Regions from separate parts of the Homo sapiens genome. Here regions 2 and 3 are each linked to region 1. Evidence: read pairs that join two places in POLR2A ChIA-PET (ENCODE). Cell type or tissue: OCI-LY7. All regions are shown on one strand.

Region 1 (4,000 bases):
AACTGTTAGGTTTTCTTTTAGAGTCAATGAGAATCATATATCTAATTACACGTTTCTTCTTGATTTGGTTGTCAGGAAGCTTAAACATCTCACTGTAAGTTAATTTTAATAACTTTGTAGGATGCTACAGCTACATATCTTCATTTTTTTCTTCTCCTCTTGTGTTGGTATTTTCTTTCTGATGTTAGTTTTTTAAATTGCTTTTTATATTATTACAATTCCCTCCCAATGCTTTGTGGAAAAAAGTGGGTAATAAGTAGGAAAAAAAAAAAGTATGAATCTCTTCCTGAGTCTCTTCCTCATTCATAGCAAATTTTCCTCCTGACCCAGCTCATCCATCACTGAGTGACTAACCAAACATTATAAGCCATCAACATTAGTGCTCCAGCTTACATTATAAGTGGATGATTCAAACACTACTCAGGTAAACAGAGGGAAAAGCAGGAAAATCACTCCCTTTATTCTTAAGCAAATCAACTAGATCTCATCGACTTCCTTCAAAGAGTTTAGGTAGTTTTTTTTTTTAATCTAGAAAAAAAAAATCACAGAACCCATGCAACAGTAAAAATAAGAGAAATCTAGAAAAGCAGAGGAATCAAATGAGAAGAAATTAAATAACTGAAAATCACATTAAAAGTACCAAGGAAGAGAATTTAAACGGCAGAAAATTGGACATGAAGAGGAAGCTATTGAAGAAAATAATCACATGGAATTTGGTGGAAAATGACATGGAATGAAGGTGATCAGAAAGAAGATGAAAGTTGTAGACCATGGACAATGGAGAACTAAAACATGAGTGACTTTTATCTTTGAAGATGTGAATGAGCAAATGGAAATGAAAAATTACACAATAGAAGAATGTTATGAACTAAAGTAAGTTTTCAAATTGAATTTTGAAAAGGCTCACCATATTCCAATCAAATTTAATAAAAGCTTTCTTTCTAGAACTTTAAGGACTAAAAGAAATAGAATCCTATAGTCATCTAGGCAGAAGGAAAAAGGTCATCTTCATAAACAAAGGAATCAGGCATATTCTAAGCAATGTTAAATGTTAGAAGAAAATGGAGCAATGGCTAACAAACATAGGAAGAAAAAACATTCCATATCTGTTGCAGGAAGTCAGGGACCCTGAATGAAGGGACCAGCTGAAGCCATGGCAGAAGAACATAAACTGTGAAGATTTCATGGACATTTATTCATTCTCCAAATTAATACTTTTATAATTTCTTATGCCTGTCTTTACTGCAATCGCTGAACATAAATTGTGAAGATTTCTTGGACATTTATCACTTCCCCAGTCAATACTCTTATAATTTCCTAGGCCTGTCTTTATTTTAATCTCTTAATGCTGTCATCTTCGTAAACTGAGGATGTATGTCGCCTCAGGATCCTGTGATGATTGCGTTATCTGCACAAATTGTTTGTAGAGCATGTGTGTTTGAACAATATGAAATCTGGGCATCCAAAAGGACCAGCATGGCTGCGATTTTCAGGGAACAAGGGAGATAACCACTGGGCCTGACTGCCTGCTGGGCCAGACAGAACAGAGTCATATTTCTCTTCTTACAAAAGTGAATAGGAGAAATATGTCTGAATTCTTTCTCTCAGCAAGGAACAGCTCTGAGAAAGAGAATGCATTCCTAGGGGGAGGTCTCTAAAATGGCCACTCTGGGAGTGTCTGTCTTATACAGTTGTAGATAAGGGATGAAATAAGCCCCGGTCTCCTGCAGTGCCCTCAGGCTTATTAGGATTAGGAAATTCCTGCCTAGTAAATTTTAGTCAGACCAGTTGTCTGCTCTCAAAACTTGTCTCCTGATAAGATGTTATCAATGACAATGCGTGCCCAGTGGGACATGAAACTTCATCAGCAATTCTAATTTCTCCCTGGTCCTGTGATCTCACTCTGCCCCCATTTGCCTTGTGATATTTTATTGCCCTTGAAGCATGTGATCTCTGTGACCCATACTCTATTTGTACCCCGCTCCCCTTTTGAAATCCATAATAAAAACTTGCTGGTTTTTTGGCTTGGGGGCATCACGGAACCTGATGACCTGTGATGTAACCCCCGGACACCCAGCTTTAAAATTTCTCTCTTTTGTGCTCTTTCCCTTTATTTCTTAGACCGGCCGACACTTAGGGAAAATAGAAAAGAACCTACATTGAAATATTGGGGGCTGGTTCCCCCGATACTTATCTGGTCTAACCACCTTCATGTGTAATCATGACAGAAATAAATTCTCAAATATGCAAGAATTCAAGAAAAATAGCATTTATGCACCTCTGAAAAATCTGTCAGGAAAAAAAATTAAGACAATAAACAGATAAGTAACCATAAAATAAAATTCATGAATGAGAAAGTCATGATGTACAAAAGGTTAAGCCGTGAGCTTTAAGTCTACTACACATATTTAAGTAATTGGCATTTTAAGTCATAAAATTAAATATAGTTGTTTTAATACTAAAAAAATACATAATATAAATCATAATATTTTGATGACAATAGACTGGAACAAGAATCATATTTGCTTTCCAAACTAAGAGGTGGGAAGAGAAAAGAGAGAAGTTAAGTAGACTGATTTCATCATTTCATCATCATTGCATTTCTAAAGTTAATTGAAAAATAAAAATGTAAGCATATTATTTAAAACAGACTTTACAACTCCCCAATTGCTAGAGTGTGGCAGGTAGCCTTCTTAAACAGCTCCCAATTGTCCCCACTTCCTGGCATTCATGCCTTTGTGTTAGTCTAGACCTAATGACTTGCCCTTACCAAAAAGAATGTGGCAAAAGTGATAGGATTTCCCTTCTGAAGTTGGGCTATAGAAGGCTAGGACTTCTGTCTTGCTTACACTCTTACTCTGACTTTTCCCCACATATCACTTGTTTTGATAAAGCCAGCTGCCATGTTGTGAGCTACCCTATGGAGAAGCCCATGTGACAAAAACTGAGGACTTCAGTTGAGCAGCCCATAAGGAACCAAATCCTGCCTCCAACCATATAGGTAAGAAAGCAGATCCTCCCCAAATCTAGCCTTCAGGAGAGAAGAGCCCTGTCCATTACCTTGATTGCAGCCGTGTGAGAGACCCTGAAGCAGAGGATTCAACTAAGCCACACCAGGACTCCTGACCCACAGAAAGTGTGAGATAATAAGTGTGTGTTGTTAGAAGCTGCTAAGTTTTGGGGTAGTTTGTTACACAGCAATAAATAACTAATGACAAATATTTTCCTTGACCAGACTAGCTCTTCTCCTCTAAGCCCTCTTCTTGGTAAGGTATCAGTCTTGGCCTATAAAGACTTGTACAAAAACTAACATACTTTCTTTTTTTTTTTTTTTTAAGAACTTTCTCTCCTCCACCATTTCAAGGCCACATCACTAGGTTGACATTAGCTCCTTTTAAAGTGCCTCACTAAGAAAGCTCAAGAATGCCAAATAACTTACTATTTGTTTGAGCCAACACCTGGCAGTATGCCCTGACCACCCTTTCTTAGAACATTTACTAAAAAGGGCTTGCAACTGTGACTCCTTCCTCTGTCTCTTTGAGATGTACATGTATCTCCTACAACTCAGGGGTGTCTTTCTCAAGGACCCAAAAGCCATTTATTTGAAATACAATCAAGAAGAATAGGGCCCCTGTCTCCCAGTCTGTAGGAAGATAGAATCCTAGTGTTTGTAACTATCACCTACCAGAAACAGCTGGCGTTACCACTTTGTGATGTGAACCCTTTGTTATGTTTCACTTCTCTGACTCTCCTGAGCCCTCATTCACCCCCGTCCTACTCCTATTTTAGTTGGTCATCTCTATACAAATCAGAGTTCAGTTCATGCTGGATGCTTATCTCTATTCTCTGATTACTCTATTGTAGATTGTCTCTATTACTTACTGATTAAAGTCTGTCCTTGCCACTTTAGAGTCCAGCTTTGTTAATCTTTGATACTAAAATATAGAGGAAGATAAAAATAAAACCAAGACAAAACAAAAGCAAAGAAAGTACAGATTGT
Region 2 (4,000 bases), 57 kb after region 1:
CAACAAAAGCAAAAATTGACAAATGGGATCTAATTAAACAAAAGAGCTTCTGTACCGCAAAAGAAACTATCATCAGAGTGAACAGGTAACCTATAGCGTGGGAGAAAAATTTTGCAATCTCTCCATCTGACAAAGGTCTAATATCCAGAATCTACAAGGAATTTAAACAAATTTACAAGAAAAAAACAAACAACCCCATTAAAAACTGGGCAAAGGACATGAAAAAACACTTCTCAGAAGAAGACATTAGTGCAGCCAAGAAACATGAAAAAAACTCAACATCACAGATTATTAGGTAAATGCAAATCAAAACCACAATGAGATACCATCTTACACCAGTCAGAATGGCAATTATTAAACAGTCAAGAAACAACAGATGCTGGCAAGGTTGTGGAGAAATAGGAATGCTTTTACACTGTTGGTGTGAATGTAAATTAGTTCAACCATTTTGGAAGACAGTGTGGCAATTCCTCAAAGATCTAGAATCAGGAATACCATTTGATTCAGCAGTCCCATTACTGGGTATATACCCAAAGGAATATAAATCATTCTATCATGAAGATACATGCACATGTCTGTTCATTGCAGCACTATTCACAATAGCAAAGACATGGAATTAACCCAAATGCCCATCAATGATAGACTGGATAAAGAAAACGTGGTACATAGACACCATGGAATGCTGTGAAGCCCTGAAAAGGAATGAGACCATGTCATTTGCAGGGACATGGATGGAGCTGGAAGCCATTATCCTCAGCAAACTAATGCAAGAACAGAAAACCAAACACTGCATGTTCTTACTTGTAAGTGGGAGCTGAAGAATGAGAACACATCGACACAGGGAGGGGAACAACACACACTGGGGCCTGTCAGGGGTGGGTTGGGGAGAAGGAGAGCATTAGGAAAAATAGCTAATGCATGCTGGGCTTAATACCTAGGTGATAGGTTGATAGTGCAACAAACCACCATGGCACACATTTACCTATGTAACAAACCTGCACATCCTGCACATGTACTTAAAATAAAATTTAAATTTAAATTAAAAAAAATTTTTAATCAGCTGAAGAAGACTTATTTGACAATATATGGGAGGTCTTCAATTCTAGTTATATTTTGTAAATCTACTATTTTGAAAAGCCTGCCTAGTTTCATCTCTATGACCCAGTTTTCTCATTTGATAAAATGGGCCTTATGTATTTTCCTTCATCAGAAATGTGTTTCAGGTTTTTGTTTTTTGTTTTTTTGGCTTTTTTTTTTTTGTAATACAGACCCTTTATCACCTACCTTGTGCCAGCAGAAAATATTAAATAGCACTAGGAAATACTCATGAAGTCACTGAAAGCATTAGCCCTTACAGTGAGCCAAAATGGATTTTGTGTCCGATTTAAGTGCAAAAGCCATTTTGCTTGTGACTGTTACTTCAACAAATGAAATACTTTTGAGCCACACAAACAGCTTCTCTCTGAATAAGCTGCTCAGTGTTGATTTTTAAATAAGGTGAAGCCTCCCCACAGTGTATATTATCCACTCTAAATTTCCCACCAATAGGAAGGCAAGGCAAGCACAGCCATCAGCTGAGAGTCATTGGCTGAGAATGTTGAGCTCATAGTCACTCCACCCACAAGGAGCTGCTGACAGAAGGTGGGCGGGAGTGGAGGCATGTGAAGGATCCATACAACAAAGAGGAACTTCTCTCCAGAAGATACTTCATCCCAAGAGCCTTGTGATAGTATTCAAAAGGGCTTGGTGTAAACTTGAATAGTTCACCATCTTCCTTTCCAACCTTATATGGAAATTCTTCCAAAAATAAACCCTGTCTTGGTGGGGAAAGGCTGTTTAAAGAAACATGGTGAATTACTACAAAGTACTAGGTGTGCCTCAAAATGCTTCCTCCCCTGATATTAAGAAGGCTTATCACCAGTTGGCTCTGCAGGTACACCCAGACAAGAACCCAGGGAACAAAGAGGCATCTGAGGAGAAATTCAAACAAGTAGCAAGAGGCCTATGAGGTCTTGTCTGATGCCAGGAAATGAAATGAGTATGACAAGTCCAGAAGGAACCGAACCAAAAGGGAAACAGAGGAGATGGCAGAGACAAAAAACATTTGGAGGAGGAACTATGCATTCTCAGGATTCTCAGGTGATGATTTTTCCCTTGGCCTTGTGGGTAAAGCCAGGAGATTCCACTCCTCCATCTTTGATGTGGCTCCCATATTGGACACAGGATTTTCCACTTTTTTATCTCTGGGCTCCAGAGCAAGTACCTCTACCTCTGAGACATTTGAACCCTTTGTAAGCAGCAGACTGAGAAACTTCAGACTGGTCACCATTTGTAGCCAGACAGTAAATGGCAAGAGAGTTGTTACAAAGAAAGTGCTAGAAGATGTGAGGGGGAAGAATGAAGCAGAAAAAGACTGTTTCATGAGATTCCTCCACATCATTGGTAAGAAGTTGCTGCTGTGTTCTTTAACAGGGAGATTTTCATATGAGGCTGGGGTGTTCTGATGCTTATGAAAGACTGAATTGGTGTTTGAGAATGTTTTGAACTAGGATGGACAGAGGTCAGCTTAGTTCAAACCTCTCATTTCACAGAGGAGGGGAATGTGCCAGATGTTGTGTAAGAACCTAGTAAGTAGCAGGCAGAGCATCCATCCCCAGTCTTCTGATTCTAAATTGAGCCTTCTTTCCCTTATGCACCATCTGGGACAGTAGAGGCCACCACCACAAATATGGCCTTCCCAGTCAGCGCAGAGCCCGACCTTCATAAATTCCATTGACTTCTCTTCAATGTGTTTTTCCTGCCCTACCTTGCAATTGCCTAGTTGCCTGTCTTGATGGCTACTCTTTGTCTCTTCCTAGGCTCTTTTCTCTTTGCTACTTCTGTTCCCACCTATTCTTTCTTCCTATACATTTCCCATGGACCATATCACAAATAGCTTCAATTCAGAGTTACCTAGTATAGATTAATGCTGGCAGAGAGAATGAGTGAAAAGTAAATGGGTTGAGATCTTTATATGCTTTTAAAATTTATACATATTTTTTAATTTAAATTTTTTAGAGATAGGGTCTCACTATGTTGCCCAGGCTGGCCTTGAATTCCTGGGCTCAAGCAATCCTCCCACCTCAGCCTCTCAAGTAGCTGGGACTACAGGCATGTACCACCATACTCAGCTTTTATATGCTTTTTTCAATAACTAGCATTTATTGAGTGATCAGTGCATGTCAGGAATTCTACTTCACAAAAGTTACCTCAATAATACTTGCAGCAGTGAAACACAGTAGTTACTTTCCCCCATCACATAGATAAGAAAATGAGGCTTAGAAAAATTCAGTAATGTGCCCCAGGCCCCACTAATAAGCAATAAAGTAGTGTCTTAGTCTAAAGCACATGCTTAGCTAGTGAGCTATAATATCTATGAATCCTACTCATTTATTTTTAAATCTAGATTCTTGCCCTCATTGGAAATTTAAACCTATCATCTCGGAACTTTACTTCCATGCATGAGTACTTGCTGGAACTTAATAAGTATGTAAACATTGTTTATTGCCCAACGGGAACCTGAAGGTTAATTTTACATAAAGACACAATCAATGTCAAAGTTTTACTGACACTAACAAATGATTATCAGTTAACACACAATTCCCAAGATGTGAAATATCTTTTTGTTTTGGACTTCATCATGATGTACATGCAAAATCTTGGTTTTGTTTTGTTTAGCTGGAATTGGTCACACTCCAATCACTTCATTTATATTAATACACAGACTGGGATCCAGAGGAGTTGTTCCTTACGGAAAGTTACTGATAGAGTCTGCAAGAACCTGTCTTCCAGTTTCCAGTCCCAAGCTCATTGTAGCACAGCATGCTGTTGGTAGAATTTGGATTTCACTTGCATCCCATGGACGTTATGTATCAAATTATTAGCTTTCTTAATCAAGGAACTTTCCTGTGTGTACAATTTTTATGAAACGAATGTTTTATGTAGTCTTTGAACTCTTTAA
Region 3 (4,000 bases), 200 kb after region 1:
TAACTTTTATACAATATTTTTAATGATTTTGTGCATGACACAAACTTTTGACTGTGACCCCATCACATGAGGTGAGGTGTGGAATTCCCCACTTGTGGCGCCATGTTGGTGCTTTATCAAAAAGTTTTGAATTTGGGAATATTTCAGGTTTTGGGTGTTTTTGGATTAGGGAGGCTAACCTGTGCCATGAATATTATGTTAAGTCCTTTTTCAGTACTTCTTACCAAGAGTCACCTGATAATTTTCTCATACTGGTTATGTTTACCTTGATCACTTGGTTAAGGTGGTGCCTGCCAGGTTTCTCCACTCTGAATTTACTGTTTTTCCCTTTGTATGATAATTAGTAAGTATTTGGGGAGGAGATAACTTGAATGTTACTCCTCAACTTAACACTCATTGTAAATCATTTTTTCCAGTTTGATAAGTGAGAAATTGTATATCACTGTAGTTTTAATTTGCAGTTCTCATTTTGAATGAGGTTGAACATCTTTTCATATTTTTTTCCCCTTGATTGATTGATTGTGTCTCTTGCCCATTTGTCTACTGGGTAGTGATTTTATATAGGAAAGTCAGGGTAGGCTTTATTGAGAAATTGACCTTTTAGCAAAGACTTGAAGGATGTGAGGAAATTAGCCATCTTTGGGCAAAAAGAGCCCCAGAATGAGAGAACACCCAGTGCACAAGCTCCAAGGCAGGAGTGTATCGAATATGCTTTTTAAGAATAACAAGGAGGCCATTGTGACTGAAATCAAGCAAGGGAGAGAATTGTAGAAGAGGTCCTAGGAAAGTATGATGAAGAAGAAAGACCAGATCAGTGACTTTGTTGGCCGGTATGAGGACTTTGGTTTTATACTTAGTGAAATGAAGAGCCACTGGGTGGGTTAGAATAGAAGAATGACGTGGCCGGGCACAGTAGCTCACGCCTGTAATCCCAGCACTTTGGGAGGCCGAGACGGGTGGATCACGAAGTTAGGAGATTGAGACCATCCTGGCTAACGTGGTGAAACCCCATCTCTACTAAAAATACAAAAAAATTAGCCAGGTGTGGTGGCGGGCACCTGTAGTCCCAGCTACTCGGGAGGCTGAAGCAGGAGAATGGCGTGAACCCGGGAGGCGGAGCTTGCAGTGAGCCGAGATCGCGCCACTGCACTCCAGCATGGGCGACAGAGCGAGACTCCGTCTCAAAAAAAAAAAAAAAAAAAAAAGAATAGGAAAATGATGTGATCAGACTTAATTTTTAGAAGTAGTTGGCTGCTTTACTGAGAATGTAGCTGGAGAGGTAAGTAGAGAAAGGAAGCTACTAAACAAATCCAGGAAAGAAATGATGGGCTTTCATCATGACCTGGGCCAGGGTAGTTACAATGAAAGTGGTGAGAATTGATCTGATTCTAAATATTTTTTCCCCTGGGTATATTTTGAAATCAGAGCTGCTTCAATTTCCTGACAAATTGGATGCAGAATATGAGATAAATAGAGGATTCAGAGATGGTATTAAGGTTTTAGACTGAGCAAATTAGAAGGATGAAATGGTCATTGACTAGATGTGGAAGACTGAGTGAAGGAGATTTAAGGGGAAATCAAGAGTTCAGTTTTGCATATATTATGTTTGAGATGACTCAAGAGTTTTTAGAAGAGATGTCAAGCAGGTAGTTGGGATGTGAGCTTGGAATTCAGGAAAGAGGTCTTGAGATAAATTTGGGGGTAACAGGCATATCAAGGGTGTGTGTACATAAAGGTTTCCCTAGAATGTTTACCTACAGTAGGATAATTTTGAGTCATGGAATGTGTAAATGTTTAACTTTACATAATTGTACCAAAATATTTTTCAAAGTAGTGGTTGTATCATTTTATACTTTTGTGGTACAAGAGTAGTGTTCCTGCTCATCCACATTCTAACCAACTCATGGTATGTTCAGACTAATGATAAAAGGCTGTCTCATTGTGGTTTGAATTTGTATTTCCTTGTTTTCTAATGTTGAGCATCATTTAATATAAGTTGTTTTCTTTAGAGATAAGCCAGTTCATGTCTTTTGCCCAGTTTTCTATCATGTAGTATATTTTACGCATTTGTGGAACTTCTCTATATAATTTGGATACCAATTCTTCATACATATTAAAGAAATCTTCCAATTCATGAATTCTCTTTTTATTTTCTATGGTGTCTTTTGAGGACCAGGACCAGAAGTTCTTGATGTAGTTGAGTTTTTGAAAAATTAGCACTTAAAGCTTTTTATGTAATATTTAAGAAACTTTTCTCTTTCCTGTGATCATAAGTTCTTCTTTCCTTCTAAAATAATTAAAGAGTTGCCTCTCGTATTTATTTGCTTGATTGTCAGGAATTGTTTTCTGTTTGGTGTGAGAATGGAAACCAGTTACTTTCCTTCCTGTCTCCCCAACCTGTCCTTTTGCATATATATATTTTGAATTAGTTTTAATGTACTCTTACAATTCTGTGTTCTACTTCTTAACAGTTCATTTATATATAACCAGTTTATCCAGTACTGGTTATATATAACCAGTAGTTATATTTTTGGAGTAGTGCAGCCTTTCCCCACAATGAATTGTAATGCCATGATATATATCAAATATCTATATATGCTTGGTCTTTTTCTGGGCTATTTGCTTCGTCAGTTTGTCACTGCATCATTAGTTAATTATTTAGCTTCATAATAAGGCTTCATATCTATAAGGGCAAAATGCTTCTTTCACTCCTGCCCCTAAATCCCCTCTCTTCAGATGTGTTTTGGCTTTTCCTAGGCCTTTGCTCCTCCATATAAATTATAAATGGCACTAAATCAGATCAATTTGGGGATACGTATGTATGTATATAATATATATTTACTTAGGTCTCCTTTAAATAGTGAAATGTATTTCATGTATTTCGTAATTCTCTTCATGGAAGTTGACACATAAATCTTGCTAGAGCTATTCCTGGATATCTTACAGTTTTTGTTGGTGTAAACTGCATGTCTTTGAAAATTGTTTTGTTAGCCAATTTATAAAAATGCAATGGATTTTTGAATAGTGATGTTCTAACCAGTAGCCTACCTAAATTCATTTCTAATTTGTTGGGATATCGTTTTCATTTTTCTGTTTAGATAACCATTTCTGCAAATGACAGTTTTCTTATTTTGACCCATTTTTCTCCCATTTTTGTGCCTTCTAGAACTTCTAGCCTAATGTCAAATAAATAGAAAAATCAACAGTGCCATCTTTGCCACGTTCCTGATTTTCAAAAGAATACTTCCAATGAGTCAACATTAATATTTGTGTCACTAGAGATAGATTATTATGAGTTAAGGGTTAAGTAAATTTTACTTATTCTTATGATTTTGTTTTGTTTTGTTTGTCATGAATGAATGTAGAATGTTATTAGATGTTTTCTTTGCAAATATTGAGGTGATTATGTGGCTTTTCTCTTACTGCATTAAACATCATAACCAAATTGGATTTATTAATTCTTTGCTTAGAATTAATTATATCTGTGTTCATGAGTGAGACTACAGTAATGTCCACTTTTCGTTCCTAATATTATTTTATTTTGGCTTTTTCTCTTTTTTAAATCAGTTTTTACCAAGATATCTATTCTCTTAGTCTTTTCTGAGTACTTTCTTCTTTGATCCTGTTGAATCTTTGTTTTCTAATTCATTTATATCTCCTTTTATCTTTATTATTTTCTTCTGCTTCCTTTGAGTTTATTCTGTATTTATTGATTTGCTCAATATATATTTTTTCTAATATGAGCAGGTATAGCCATAAAACTCTTTCAGACTACCACTTTTGGTATATTCCACAAATTTTAAAAGGTACTACTTTCATTAATGTTTAAATCTGAGTGTCTCTCAATGGAAGATTTGTCTTCTCGTAATTTCATTAGTTTTTTTTGGTTCTTTTTTTGTTTGTTTGTTTTGTTTTTTTTGTGGTTATTGTTTTTACTAACCAAGTTGATGAGGGAAATGAAAGTAGTTCAAGAGTAAACACATCTCAGTTTCTGCCCTGA

What was found. ChIA-PET counts read pairs that join two places held together with the same protein. Peaks named below come from ENCODE experiments on the same cell type or tissue, not always from the same donor. Only the 100,000 strongest peaks of a DNase experiment are listed, where the experiment ranks them.
Region 2: POLR2A ChIA-PET joins it to region 1 with 5 read pairs; 4 of 35 experiments call an interaction of 5 or more read pairs at or near these places.
Region 3: POLR2A ChIA-PET joins it to region 1 with 5 read pairs; 3 of 35 experiments call an interaction of 5 or more read pairs at or near these places.

What each region holds. Positions count from the first base shown.
Region 1 is chr1:84,285,910-84,289,909 of GRCh38, forward strand. No RefSeq gene overlaps it. Among named protein-coding and RNA genes, the nearest start is that of SAMD13, 14 kb to the right of the region's middle. RefSeq lists a silencer at 1,624-1,824. In OCI-LY7, no CTCF peak of the experiment used is centred here; a DNase peak (open chromatin) is centred at 1,702.
Region 2 is chr1:84,342,832-84,346,831 of GRCh38, forward strand. The region is part of intron 3 of SAMD13 (sterile alpha motif domain containing 13); the gene reads left to right. Among named protein-coding and RNA genes, the nearest start is that of SAMD13, 43 kb to the left of the region's middle. In OCI-LY7, no CTCF peak of the experiment used is centred here; no DNase peak of the experiment used is centred here.
Region 3 is chr1:84,485,405-84,489,404 of GRCh38, forward strand. The region is part of intron 3 of RPF1 (ribosome production factor 1 homolog); the gene reads left to right. Among named protein-coding and RNA genes, the nearest start is that of RPF1, 8.1 kb to the left of the region's middle. In OCI-LY7, no CTCF peak of the experiment used is centred here; no DNase peak of the experiment used is centred here.